Regions from separate parts of the Homo sapiens genome. Here region 1 is linked to region 2. A link is an interaction called in ENCODE POLR2A ChIA-PET data of the cell type or tissue named here. Cell type or tissue: OCI-LY7. All regions are shown on one strand. Links, peaks and the distances in the headings refer to the core of each region. The heading gives the core; the rest is flanking DNA.

Region 1 (6,342 bases), core at 1-5,000, 430 kb after region 2:
GTGGAGGATTCCTCAACACTGTCTCCTCTCCAGAACCATTCTGTGCTCCTATTCCCCAAGGCTGAAGATAATTATATTCCCAGTGAACTAACCTGGGTTCTCTCTGGAAAGGGCAGATTGATTAGTTGTCTTCTTTTTAAATTGTTATTTTTAATTATTTAATAGTTAAACCATGCTTCTCATAGCATAGTGAATTCCATCACCAGGCCCCTTTCTTATTTTATTTTCTTCTTTTTTAAAAAAATTTTAGACTGGGCACGGTGGCTCATGCCTGTAATCCCAGCACTTTGGGAGGCCGAGGAAGGTGGATCACCTGAGGTCGGGAGTTCGAGACCAGCCTGGCCAACATGGTGAAACCCCATCTCTACTAAAAATACAAAAATTATCTGGGCATGGTGGCGCATGCCTGTAGTCCCAGCTGCTCAGGAGGCTGAGGCAAGAGAATTGCTTGAACCCAGGAGGCAGAGGTTGCAGTGAACCGAGATCATGCCACTGCACTCCAGCCTGGGCGACAGAGCGAGACTCCGTGTCAAAAAAAAAAATTATTATTTTTTTAAGAGACTGGGTCTCACTGTCACCCAGGCTGGAGGACAGTGATGTGATCTTGGCTCACTGTAACTTTGACCTCCTGGGCTCAAGCAATGCTCCCACCTCAGCCTTCTGAGTAGGACTACAAGTGCACACGAGCATGTCCAGCTAATTAAAAAAAAATTTTTTTTAGAGATTGGGTCTTACTGTGTTGCTCAGCCTGGTCTTGAACTCCTGGCCTTGAGAAGTCTTCCTGCATCAGCCTCCCATAGTGCTGGGATTACAGGTGTGAGCCACTGTGCCTGGCCTCTTCTTTTGATCCCTCATCCCTATTCTCATTCCTCTCCCTGTGTCAGTATATGTTTGGATATGTATGTATCTTTGAAAATATATGTAATTATGTGCCTATGTGTTTTAATATATATAAATGGTATACTTTTATGGTAAGCCAACTTCTGTAATGAATTGCTCCCATATTTCAGTGATTTAACACCACAGATTTATTTTTAACTTATTCTACATGGCACGGGTGTTTCTGGTTGGACAGCTCTCCTCCACTGTCCACTCCAGCTCCCAGGCTTCTTTTATTTTCAGATGGTGATAGCCTCATCCCAGCATCATAAAGTTTCCGGTCAATTTTTCACCAAGTTGTTTTACTATCCGTTGATTATCATTTTATGAATTGCTTGTTTCACTAGGGATTACAGAATGGTGATTTTCTAAGGCTATTAATTTTTCCTCATTTATTAGCTCTAATTCTGTACAGAAAACCTTTTTCACATCCTCTAGGACCATTTGATTACTCCGAAATAAAATTCATACCAGAATGGCAAGATAAATGCTTAAATCTCTTCCCTTACCGTTTTCAAAGTAGTTATGTCCTAACAACTTCTAATGGTGTTCAATGATTTTTTTGTTTCACTCTCTTTTTAAATGATCTCAAACAACCTGTAGTTCTTATGCATTTAATGTCGTTTAATCATTTGCCATTATTTTTTGCTTTATATTATATAAAGTATCAAGCATATACAAAAATAGAGAAAATAGTGTAATGAATTCCCAGGGACCCAGCTTCAATAATTATCAATTCATGGCCAATCTTGGTTTATTTATTCCCTCAACTACTTTCCCCCTAACCAAGATTATTTTGAAGCAAAACCAGATATCATACCAATTTAATCTGTAAATGTTTTAGCATGTATCTCTAAAAGATAAGGATTTTTATTACCATTATTGCACCTAAAAAGTTAATAAATTGTCAGTATAATAAAATATAGTTGGTGTTTAATTTTCCCACAGACTTAATTTTTAAAAGTTTTGGGGCCGGGCGCGGTGGCTCACGCCTGTAATCCCAGCACTTTGGGAGGCCGAGGTGGGCGGATCATGAGGTTGAGAGATCGAGACCACCCTGGCCAACATGGTGAAACCCCATCTCTACTAAAAATACAAAAAAAGCCGGGCATGGTGGTAGGCACCTGTAATTCCAGCTACTTGGGAGGCTGAGGCACGAGAATCGCTTGAACCCGGGAGGCAGAGGTTGCAGTGAGCCGAGATCGTGCCATTGCACTCCAGCCTGGGCAAAAGGAGTGAAACTCTGTCTCAAAAAAAAAAAAAAAAATTTTGGTACCAGGGTTATGCTGGCCTCCTAAAAAGAGTGAAGTAATGTTTCCTCCTCCTTTGCTTTATCTTTGTGTAAGGTTGGTAGTAGTATTTAGTACTTGACATAATTTACTTAGTGAAATCATCTGGGCCTAGAGTTTTCTTTACGGGGACGTTTTTTGGTTTTTTGAGGCGGGGTCTTACAGTGATGCCCAGACTGGAGCGCAGTGACACGATCATGGCTCACTGCAGCCTTGACCTCCCCAGGCTCAGGTGATCCCCCGACCTCAGGCTCCTGAGTAGCTGGTACTACAGGCGTGACACCATGCCTGGCTAATTTGTATTTTTTTTGTAGAGCCAGAGTTTTGCCACGTGGCCTAGACTGGTATGGGGGATGTTTTTGATAACAGTTTCCTTTAGTAGATATAAGGCTATTTAGACTTTTACTTTCATTTTGATTTAGTTTTGGTAGGTTTTTTTTTTTTTCAAAAAATGTGTCCATTTTATCTAAATTGTCGATGTTTTTGGCATAATATTATTCACAACATTTCTGGCCAGGCGTTGTGGCTCATGCCTGTAATCCTAACACTTTGGGAGGCCGAGGCAGGAGGATCGTTTGAGCTCAGGAGTTCAAGACCAGTGTGGGCAACACAGTGAGACCTCATTCTTACAAAAAATCAAAAAATTAAGTTGGGCATGGTTGCTCACGCCTGTAATCCCAGCACTTTGGGAGGCCGAGGCAGGCAGATCATGAGGTCAAGAGATCGAGACCATCCTGGCCAACAGGGTGAAACCCCGTCTCTACTAAAAATGCGAAAATTAGCTGGGCATGGTGGTGTGCGCCTGTAGTCCCAGCTACTCGGGAGACTGAGGCAGGAGAATCTCCTGAACCCAGGAGGCAGAGGTTGCAGTGAGCCGGGATCTCGCCACTGCACTCCAGCCTGGTGATAGAGCCAGACTTTGTCTCAAAAAAAAGAAAAATTAGCCGGGCGTGGTGGCAGGTGCCAGTAATCCCAGCTACTGAGGAGGCTGAGGCAGGAGAATTGCTTGAGCCTGGGAAGCGGAGGTTGCAGTGAGCTGAGATCGTGCCACCACACTCCAGCCTGGGTGACAGAGTGAGACCCTGTATATAAAAAAAAAAATCGTAACATTTCCTTGTTATTCTTTTTTTTTTTTTTTGAGACAGGATCTTGCTCTGTCGCCCAGGCTGGAGTGTGGTGGTGAGATCTCGGCTCACTGCAACCTCTATCTCTTGATTCTGAGGTGATTCTCCTGCCTTACCCTCTGGAATAGCTGGGATTACAGGGGCACACCACCACACCCAACTAATTTTTTATTTTTAGTAGAGACGGGGGTCTTACCATGTTGGCCATGCTGGTCTCGAACTCCTGACCTCAAGTGATCTGCCCACCTTGGCCTCCCAACATGCTGGGATTACAGACATGAGTCACCGACCGCACCCAGCCAAGTCTCTTAATTTTTTTTTTTTAGACGGAGTCTCTGTTGCCCAGGCTGAGTGCAATGGCGTGATCTCGGCTCACTGCAACCTCTGCCTCCTGGGTTCAAGCGATTCTCCTGCCTCAGCCTCCTGAGTAGCTGGGATCACAGGTGCCCACCACCGCGCCTGGCTAATTTTTGTATTTTTAGTAGAGACGGGGTTTCGCCATGTTGGCCAGGCTGGTTTCGAACTCCTGACCTCAGGTGATCCACCCACCTCGGCCTCCCAAAGTGCTGCGATTACAAGTGTGAGCCACCGCGCCCGGCCAAATCTCTTAACTTTTAAGGTTCCACTTTCATCCTTTTCTTAATTTCTTACAATTTTCTTTTTGTTATTTATTTGTTTATTTGGAAACAGAGTCTTACTCTGACGTCCAGGCTGGAGAGCAGTGGCATGATCTTGACTCTCTGCAGTCTCTGCCTTCCAGGCTCAAGCCATCCTCCCACCTCAGCCACCCGAGTAGCTGGGACTACAGGTGCGTGCCACCATGCCTGGCTAATTTTTGTGGGATTTTTTTTTTTTTTTTTTTTTTTTTTGAGACAGAGCCTCACTCTGTCACCCAGGCTGGAGTGCAGTGGTGTGATCTTGGCTCACCGCAACCTCTGCCTCCCACGTTCGAGCGATTCTCCTGCCTCAGCCTCCTGAGTAGCTAGATTACAGGTGCATGCCACCATGCCTGCCTAATTTTTTTTTTTTTTTGTAGTTTTAGTAGAGACCGGGTTTTGCCGTGTTGGCCAGGCTAGTCTCAAACTCCTGACCTCAGGCAATCTGCCAGCCTTGACCTCCCAACGTGCTTGGATTACAGGCGTGAGCCACTGTGCCCAGCCTCTTAATTTCTTACAATTTGTTTGTTGAAGATTCTGGGCTATCTGACTTACAGAATTTACTGCAGTCTGGATTTTGCTGATTACATACTCATGATGCAGTTCTAAATGTTCTGTGTCCTTGCTATGTCCTGCAAATTAGTAGTTGGATCCAGAGGCTGGATTAAACTCTGATTTGATCACTTTGGCAAGACATTGGAAGGCATATGAATCAGTGGGGCACAGTGGCTCATACCTGTAATCCCAGCATTTTGGAAGGCCGAGGCAGGTGGATCACCTAAAGTCAGGAGTTCGAGACCAGGCTGCCAAACATGGCAAAACCCTGTCTCAAATAAAAATACAAAAATTAGCCAGGTGTGGCAGCAGGTTCCTGTAATCCTAGCTACTGGGGAGGCTGAGGCATGAGAATCGCTGAACCTGGGAGGTGGAGGTTGCAGTGAGCCAAGATCACACCATTGCACTTCAGCCTGGGTGACAGAGTGAGATTCCATCTCAAAAAAAAAAAAAAAAAAAAAGAAGGCATATAAATCTAGTTGTCTCTATGCTTGGGATTTTTTTCAAGTGTTGCGTGTATTTATTAATTCATTGGAGATTGCAAAATGGTGTTCTTAATTCTATAACTTTATTTTATTTTATCTTATTTATTTTGAGACAGGGCCTTGCTCTGTCACCCAGGCTTGAGTGCAGTGGTATGATCCCAGCTCACTGCAGCCTCTACCTCCAGGGCTCAGGCGATCCTCCTACCTCAGCCTCCTGAGTAGCTGGGACCACAGGCACGAGCCACCACACCCAGCTAATTTTTTTTTTCTTTTGTAGAGATGGGGTTTTGCCATGTTAGCCAGGCTGGTCTTGAACTCCTGAGCTCAAAGTGATCTTCCTGCCTCGGCCTCCCAAAGTGCTGGGATTACAGGCATGAGCCACCGCACCCAGCCCTAGTCTTCATTTCTACAATGCTTTTTTTCTTGTATTTCCAGTTCTTTCCTGATTCCTTTCAGAATTAGTTCTGTCATCTCATTTCTGAGTTTTTCTAGTTCTGATTTATGTTCTTTCATGAATATATTATATCATTTTTTTGGTGTCCTTTAGCTTGTTTGTATTTTGATATGTTTTGTTGCACATCTTTTTGGTGTACTTTCATTGTCTGTAGTAATGTTATTCTTCTGGTCATTTTATTTTTTAAGACAGGCTGGAGTACAGTGGCATGATCACAGCTCACTGCAGTCTCGACCTCCCGGGTTCAAGTGATCTTCCCACCTCAGCCTCTTGAGTAGCTGGACCACAGGCGTGTGTCACCACGCCCAGCTAATTTTTGTATTTTTAGTAGAGACAGGGTTTCACCACGCTGGCCAGGATGGTCTTGATCTCTTGACCTCGTGATCCACCCGACTCGGCCTCCCAAAGTGCTGAGATTACAGGGTGAGCCACCACGCCCAGCCTTTTTGTAGACAGTCTCACTCTGTTGCCCAGGCTGGAGTGCAGTGGCAAGATCTCAGTTCACTGCAACCTCTGCCTCCCGGGTTTAAGCGATTCTCCTGCCTCAGCCTCCCGAGTAGCTGGGACCCAAGTAGCCACCATGCCCGGCTAATTTTTGTATTTTTAGTAGAGACGGAATTTCACCATGTTGGCCAGGCTGGTCTCGAACTCCTGACCTCAAGTGATCCGCTCACCTAAGCCTCCCAAAGTGCTGGGATTACAGGCCTGAGCCACTGTGCCCAGCCTTGACTTTGTTACTTTTCTGTTGCTCATTTTATGTGAAATTATCTGAAGTGAAAGAATGAGGTGGGGTTCAGGAGAGTTTTTACAACATTGTAGAGCTCCCTTGTCTGTTGTTTCCTGTGGCAGCTTTCTGCAATTTCCTGGCTCTGTTCCCCTCCTCCATGTTGGTCTTTAGCT
Region 2 (8,142 bases), core at 1,441-6,440:
ATATGTGTATATACACACACACAATGGAGTATATACACACACACAATGGAGTATATATATATATATATATATACACATAAAGAAAATGTGATATCTATCTATATATATCTGTATATAACCTATAGATATACATAGGCTGTTGTGAATAGTGTTGCAAAAAACATGGGAGTGCAGATAACATAATTTCCTTTGGATATATGCTCAGTAGTGCAATTGCTGGCTCATCAGACAGCTCTGTTTTTCTTTTTTCTTTTCTTTTTTTTTTTTTTTTTTTGAGACGGAGTCTCACTCTGTCGCCAGGTTGGAGTGCAGTGGCGCAATCTTGGCTCACTGCAACCTCTGCCTCCCGAGTTCAAGCTATTCTCCTGCCTCAGCCTCCCAAGTAGCTGGGATTACAGGTACATGCCATCATGCCCAGCTAATTTTTTGTATTTTTAGTAGAGACGGGGTTTCACCATGTTAGCCAGGATGGTCTCAATCTCCTGACCTCGTGATCCGCCCACCTCAGCCTCCCAAAGTGCTGGGATTACAGGCGTGAGCAACTGTGCCCCGCTTTGTTTTTCATTTTTTGAGGAACCTCTATACTGTTTTCCATAATGGCTGTACTAATTTACATTCCCTCCAGCAATATGTAGAGTTCCCGTTTCTCCACATCTTCTCCAGAATTTGTTATTTTTTTGTCTTTCTGATAGTAGCCATTCTAACTGGAGTGAGATGTTATCTCATTGTGGTTTTGATTTGAATTTCCCTGGTGATTAGTGATGTTGAGCGTTCTTTTATATACCTGCTGGCCATTTGTATGTCTCATTTGAGAGATGTCTATTCAACTCATTTGCCCATTTAAAAAAATTGGATTCTTTGGGTGTTTTTGCTGTTGAATTGTTTGAGTTCCTTGTATATTCGTGGTATTAATCCTTTGCCAGATTAATATTTTGAAAATATTTTCTCCCATTCTACTGGTTGTCTCTTCACTCTGTTGATAGTTTCCTTTGCTGTGGAGAAGATTTTAGTTTGATATAGTAATAATCCCTTTTGTCTATTTTTGCTTCTTTTTTTTTGAGACAAAGTTTTGCTCTTATTGCCCAGGCTGGAGTGCAATGGCATGACCTCAGCTCACTGCAACCTCTGCCTCCCGGGTTCAAGCAATTCTCCTGCCTCAGCCTCCTGAGTAGCTGGGATTCCAGGTGCCCACCAACATGCCTGAATAATTTTTTGTATTTTTAGTAGAGATGGGGTTTCACCATTTTGGCCAGGCTTGTCTCAAACTCCTGACCTCAGGTAATCCACCTGCCTCGGCCTCCCAAAGTGCTGGGATTCCAGGCATGAGCCACTGGGCCCAGCTATTTTTGAGTTTGTTGCTTGTGCTTGTGAGGTATTATCTATAAAATCTTTGCCCAGTCCCATGTTTTGGAGTGTTTCTTTTATACTTTCTTTTAGTAGTTTCATAGTTTCAGGTCTTACATTTAAGTCTTTAGTCCATTTTGAGTTGATTTTTGTATATTGTGAGAGATAAAGGTCTGGTTTCATTCTACAGCATACAGATATCCAGTTTTCCTAGTACATTTATTGAAGAGACTTTACTTCCTCCAATGAATGTTCTTGGTGCCTTAGTCAAAAATCAGTTGGCTGTAAATACATGGATTTATTTCGCGTTCTCTATTCCATTCCATAGGTGTATATATCCATTTTTAGGTCAGTACTATGCTGTTTTAGTTACTATAGCCTTGTAGTATATTTTGAAGTCAGGTAGTGTGATGCATCCCACTTTGTTCTTTTTGCTCAGGATTGCTTTGGCTATTAGGAGTTTTCTGTAGTTCCATATGAATTTTAGGATTTTTTTCTGTGAAACATTCTGAGAAGAATGTCACTGGTATTTTGATAGGGATTGCATTGAATCTATAGACAGCTTTTGGTAGTATGATCATTTTGACATTATTGGTTGTATGATCATTTTTATGTTACTGGTTCTTCCAATCCATGAACATGAGATGTGAGATGTCTTTCCATTTTTTTGTGTGTCCTCTCCAACTTCTTTCTTTTCTTTTCTTTTTTCTCTTCTTTTCTTTTCTCTTGTCTTGTCTTGTCTCCCCTCCCCTCCCCTCCCCTCTCCTCTTCTCTTCTTTTATTTTTTTAAGACAGAGTCTTGCTCTGTTGCCCAGGATGGAGTGTAGTGGTGCGATCATGGCTCACTGCAGTCCCCCACTCCCAGGTTCAAGCAATTCTTGTGCCTTAGCCTCCCAATTAGCTGAGACTACAGGCACGTACTACCATGCCTGGCTAACTTCTGTATTTTTAGTAGAGACAAGATTTCACCATGTTGGCCAGGCTGGTCTCAAATTCCTGACCTCAAGTTATCCTCCCGCCTTGGCCACCCAAAGTGCTAGGATTACAGGCGTGAACCACTGCACCCAACCTCCTCTTCAATTTCTTTCATCAGTGTCCTATGGTTTTCCTTGTAGAGATCTTTCACTTCTCTGGTTAAACTTATTCCTAGGTATTTTACTTTTTTGTAGCTATGTTAAATGAGATTGCTTTTTATATTTGTTTGTTGTTTGTGTATAGAAATGTTACTAAATTTTTGTATGTTGATTTTGTATTCTGCAATGTTACTGAATTTGTTTATGAATTTTAGGAGTGTTTTGGTAGAGATTTTAGGGTTTTCCACATGTAAGATCATGTCATTTGCAAACAGGAACAATTTGACTACTTCCTTTCCAGTTTAGAGATCCTTTATTTCTTTTCTTGACTAATTTCTCTGGCTAGGACCCATTTTAACTTTTGACTTATTTATTTATTTATTTTGAGACGGAGTTTTGCTCTGTCACCAGGCTGGAGTGCAGTGGCGCGATGTCAGCTCACTGCAACCTCTGCCTCCTGGGTTCAAGCAATTCTCCTGCCTCAGCCTTCCGAGTAGCTGGGACTACAGGTGCGTGCCACCACGCCTGGCTAATTTTTTGTATTTTTAGTAGAGACGGGGTTTTACCATATTAGCCAGGATGGTCTCGATCTCCTGACCTTGTTATCCTCATGCCTTGGCCTCCCAAAGTGCTGGGATTACAGGCGTAAGCCACCGCGCCCGGTCCAACTTTTGACTTTTTATTCTAATTTGGAACAATTACACTTTAGGCTTGTTGTGTAGCTAAATCTTGATATTTCTTTTCATTGTATTTTTATATTAGGTCAATTGTTTCTCCCCATATCAACCTTTTTTTTTAAAAGATTTATTTATATTTTTTGCTGGAATACACACTTGTAATGAATTTTTTTTTCAAGAAGAGTACATGGAAGATGAAGTTTCTGAACAACTAAATTTCCAAAAGTGTAACTGATAAGTTTGATGTTTGGGCTTGTTTTCAAAGGAAAATAAATAATTATAATGGGGAAGGAATTAGTTAATAAAATTTCCCCCACCCAAATACCAAAATAAGGAGCCTTAGGGCACCAAATCTCCTAGGGTGATTCTTCCATTTATTCTCAGGATATATTTAGAAGTATCAGGGGAGTTTGTGGCTGTCTATGGTTAGAGAGAAGGATGTCAAGTAGTGCAGCTGTTCCAAAGACTGCTCCGATTTATTATTTTGATCTTTGTTTCCCTTCTCAGATGTTCTCTGTTCGTGCTAACTTCAATTTAGAAATTCTCTCTCCCAGGAAGTCTATTTCCACTCCCATTTTAGCCTTTTCTGTGCATAATCTGGACCAGGGGTCCCTAACCCCTGGACCACTTGGTACCGGTCTGCAGCCCGTTAGGAACCAGGCTGCATGGCAGAAGGTGAGTGGCAGGCACATGAGCATTACTGTCTGAGCTCCACCTCCTGTTAGATCAGCGGCATTAGATTTTCATAAGAGCACAAACCCTATTGTGAACTGGGCATGCAACAGGTCTAGGTTGTGCCTGCCTTGTAAGAATCTAACAAATGCCTGATGAACTGAGGTGGAACAGTTTCATCCTGAAACCACCCCCACCCCCCGGAAAAATTTTCTTCTACGAAACCAGTCCCTGGTACCAAAAAGTTTGGGGACTGCTGTTCTGGACTGTGGCTTTTTCAACTCTAGTTTATCCATCATTATGATCCTATCTCTGTAAAAAAAATGTGTCTTCTTTTTTTAATAATTGTATGGGATTAGATATTGTATTTGTCTGCTTTTAGTCTTTTAGGAATTTATCACAGACTGGATTTATTTTATTTATTTTTGGTACAAATTCCATGGGACTTTTGGAAGGGAAGTTGTAAAAACACGTGCTTAGCTTTGTACATTAAACAAAGCCTCTTGACTTATATTTCTTAGAAACCAGTGCTGGATGAAGCATAGATTGGAGAAGACAAAAGTAGGAGTGGGGAATCCAATTATTTTAGTTGGAATGAGTTCCAGTCTGTCTAAACAAAAATATTATAATAATAAAAATAATTTAAAAAATTACATGAGTGTGGTGGCTCAAGCCTGTGGTTCCAGCTCCTCAGGAGGCTGAGGTAGAGGATCTCTTGAGCCCAGGAGTTCCAGGATACAGTGAGTTATGTCCATGCTACTGTACTCCAGCATGACAGAGTGAGACTTCATCTTAAAAATTTTTTTTTTGGCTGGGCACAGTGGCTCATGCTTGTAATCCCAACACTTTGGGAGGCCAAGGTGGGCAGATCACGAGGTCAGAAGTTCGAGAACAGCCTGACCAACATGGTGAAACCCCGTCTCTACTAAAAATACAAAAATTAGCCTGGCGTGGTGGCGGGCACCTGTACTACTCGCAGCTACTTGGGAGGCTGAGGCAGGAGGATCACTTGAGGTGGAGGTTGCAGTGAGCCGAGATTGCACCACTACACTCCAGCCTGGGTGACAGAGTGAGACTCTGTCTCAAAAAATAAATAAATAAATAAATAATTTTTTTTGTTTGTTTTGAGACAGAGCCTCGCTTTGTCACCCAGGCTAGAGCGCAGAGGCATGATCTCTGCTCACTTCAACCTCCACCTCCCAAGTTCAAGTGATCCTTGTGCCTCAGCCTCCCGAGTAGCAGGGATTACAGGCGTCTACCACCATGCCTGGCTAATTTTTGTATTTTTAGTAGAGACAGGGTTTCATCAAGTTTGCCAGGCTAGTCTCAAACTCCTGACCTCAGGTGATCTGCCCGCCTTGGCCTCCAAAAGTGCTGGGATTACAGGCATGAGCCACCACGCCCGGCCTAAAAAAATTTTTTTAAAGTCACGGCATGGCGGCTCATGGCTGTTATCTCAGCACTTTGGGAGGCTGAGGTGGGTGAATTGCTTGAGGCCAGGAGTTTGAGACCAGCCTGAGCAACACAGTGAGACCCTTGTCTCTACAAAACAAAGTTTTTAAAAAATTAAAATAAGTAAATAAAAAAAAAGTTGTGACCCACTAGCTTCTCTAGCAAAAGAGGAATCAGAATCATCATAGTAAATCATTAAGATAGAAATTTGGTTACTCATGGCCAGGCATGGTGGCTCATTCCTGTAATCCCAGTACTTTGGGAGGCCAAGGCGGGCAGATCACTTGAGGTCAGGAGTTGGACACCAGCCTGGCCAACATGGTGAAACCCTGTCTCTACTAAAAATACAAAAAACAGCTAGGCACGGTGGTGCATGTCTGTAATCCCAGCTACTCAGGAGGCTGAGGCACAAAAATCACTTAAACCTGGAATGCGGAGGTTAGTTAGCCGAGATGGCACCACTGCACTCCAGCCTGGGTGACAGAGTGAGACTGTCTCAAAAAAAAAAAAAAAAGAAAGAAAGAAAAGTTTGGCTACTTGTTACGGATACCCAAAGTAACTGACTTCAACGAGATAGGAGTGTATTTCTCTCTCACATATAGTACAGAAGGCAAGTATGGCAGTTCTGCTCTGTCAGTTCATCTAGGAACTTTCTTTACTGTTGCATTGTCATCCCTAGGATGTTTTTCCCATTCCTGTGGTCCAAGATCAATTTCTGCCATGATACTTTCTAAGAAACAGGATGAAAGAAGGGCCAAAAGAAGAAAGGGAAGATGTGTTTCTTTTTAAGAGCATAATTTAGAAGCTGCGCTCATCACTTATGCTCACATGTCACTGGCCACAGCTTAGTCACATGACTATATTTAGTCACAAAGAAGGCAAAGAAATTTGTCTTTATTCTCGGTGTCCATGTGTCCAACAATAAGAAGAAGGGGAGAATAGATACTGGGGGACAACTATCTGTTTTTTTCATTATTTCTGTAATAATACAGAAATCACTGAAGCTGGCTCTTTTTTTTTTTTTTTTTTTGAGACAGAGTCTTGTTCTGTCGCCCAGGCTGGAGTGCAATGGCATAATCTCAGCTCACTGCAACCTCCGCCTCCCAGGTTCAAGCGATTCTCCTGCCTCAGCCTGCTGAGTAGTTGGGATTACAGGTGGCTGCCACCACGCCCAGCCGGCTAGTTTTTGTATTTTTAGTAGAGACGGGGTTTCGCCATGTTGGCCAGGCTGACCTCAGGTGATCTGCTCACCTCGGCCTCCCTAAGTACTGGGATTACAGGCGTGAGCCTCTGTGCCCAGCGCAAAGCTGACTCTTCGAAGAGTAATATGGGCCCTTTTGAACTACCTAGGGAGTCTTAGAAGAGCAGGGAGTGTTAGAATCACTGAAAGCAGCCTTCTCCTGGAGGGTATGTGTAGATTCCCCAGCCCGCTAGGGTAATCTCCTTTAAGAGGATTAGCAAGTAATCATTGCCTAAGAAAAAGGAGCATAATTACCCCTTCTTTTTTTTTTTTTTTTTTGAGACAAAGTCTCACTCTGTTGCCAGGCTGGAGGGCAATGGCGTGATCTTGGCTTAACACAACCTCCGCCTCCCGGGTTCAAGTGATTCTCCTGCCTCAGCCTCCCGAGTAGCTGGAATTACAAGCATGGGCCATCTTGCCCAGCTAATTTTTGTATTTTTAGTACAGACGGGGTTTTACCATGTTGGCCAGGATAGTCTCAATCTCCTGACCTCGTGATCCACCAGCCTCTGCCTCCCAAAGTGCTGGGATTACAGGCGTGAGCCACTGCACCTGGCCTCCCCTTCTGTATTGAGTGTTTAACAGGAAGAGCAGAAAGTCCCTAGGAAGTGGACTTCTTGGGAGAATTTGTGCTGGGGCTGCTTGTTTCCCTGGGAGATGACTGTGCTTTGCATGGGACATGAAAAAGTGAAGGACTAAGCTTCAATTATGGGAACTCTGGCCTGGGCATCCTTGACTGAGCTTAGTACTGAGGGAAATTGTCCTCCTTCAAAAAAATCTCTGTTGAATCAGAAGGACCTTTCTTGAAAGTAATGTTATGTGGTTTGTGTTAGTCTGCTTGGGCTACCATAACAAAAGAACACAGATTAGGTGGCTTAAACAACAGAAATTTATTTTTTTCACAGTTCTAGAGGCTGAACATCCAAAATCAAGGTTCTAGCCAATTTGGATTCTGGTGGGGGCACTCTTCCTGGCCCATAGACAGCTGTCTTCTCACTATGTTCTCACATGGCCCTCCTCAGTACATGTGCCTCGAGAGAGGGTGAGTGCTCTGGTGTCTCCGCTTATAAGGACATTAATCTCATAGGATTAGGGCCCTACCCTTAAAACCTCATTTAAGTTTAATTACTTCCTTAGAGGCCTCATCTCCAAATACAGCCACACTAGGTGTTAGGACTTTGACGTACAAATCTGGGGGAGACACAAACATTCAGTCCATAATATGGTCCCAGGGAGCAAAGATGCCAATGGACTGATCTAATTATAGCTGAATTTGGCTATGGAAGTTGGACTGATCTTCCTGAAGTAGATTTCAAAGACAGCCACAAGTTCTTCCCCTCCCTGAATCTATTCCCCCTTGCCATGTAACTTTAGTCCCTGGCCACACTGACTTGCTTTGGCAATGACACAGTTGCTAATGTGGCATCAACAGAGATTTGAAAAGTGCTTTCACATTGCGGCTCGCTGTCTCTTCCTCCTCACAGGACCCCCTACCACTGCTGTCATGTGAAGAAGTCCAAGTAAGCCTGAAGGATGGTGAGAGCTATATGGGTTAGTCATTCCCACTGCCATGGCCAATGGCCTGCCAATTGCCATATGTGTGACAGAAGCCATTTTAGATGACTTAGCCACCAGCCAGCCAGCCCTCAGCCGACTGCAGATGCATAAGCAAGCCTAGCAGTGA

Evidence for each region. Peaks named below come from ENCODE experiments on the same cell type or tissue, not always from the same donor. Only the 100,000 strongest peaks of a DNase experiment are listed, where the experiment ranks them.
Region 1: POLR2A ChIA-PET joins it to region 2 with 5 read pairs; 2 of 35 experiments call an interaction of 5 or more read pairs at or near these places.

Annotation. Positions count from the first base shown.
Region 1 is chr1:46,226,408-46,232,749 of GRCh38, forward strand. No RefSeq gene overlaps it. Among named protein-coding and RNA genes, the nearest start is that of RAD54L, 18 kb to the right of the region's middle. In OCI-LY7, for the core only: no CTCF peak of the experiment used is centred there; no DNase peak of the experiment used is centred there.
Region 2 is chr1:45,790,586-45,798,727 of GRCh38, forward strand. No RefSeq gene overlaps it. Among named protein-coding and RNA genes, the nearest start is that of MAST2, 9.0 kb to the right of the region's middle. In OCI-LY7, for the core only: CTCF peaks have their summits at 3,821 (motif pointing left) and 4,021; a DNase peak (open chromatin) is centred at 3,826; H3K4me3 peaks cover 868 bases; H3K27ac peaks cover 521 bases.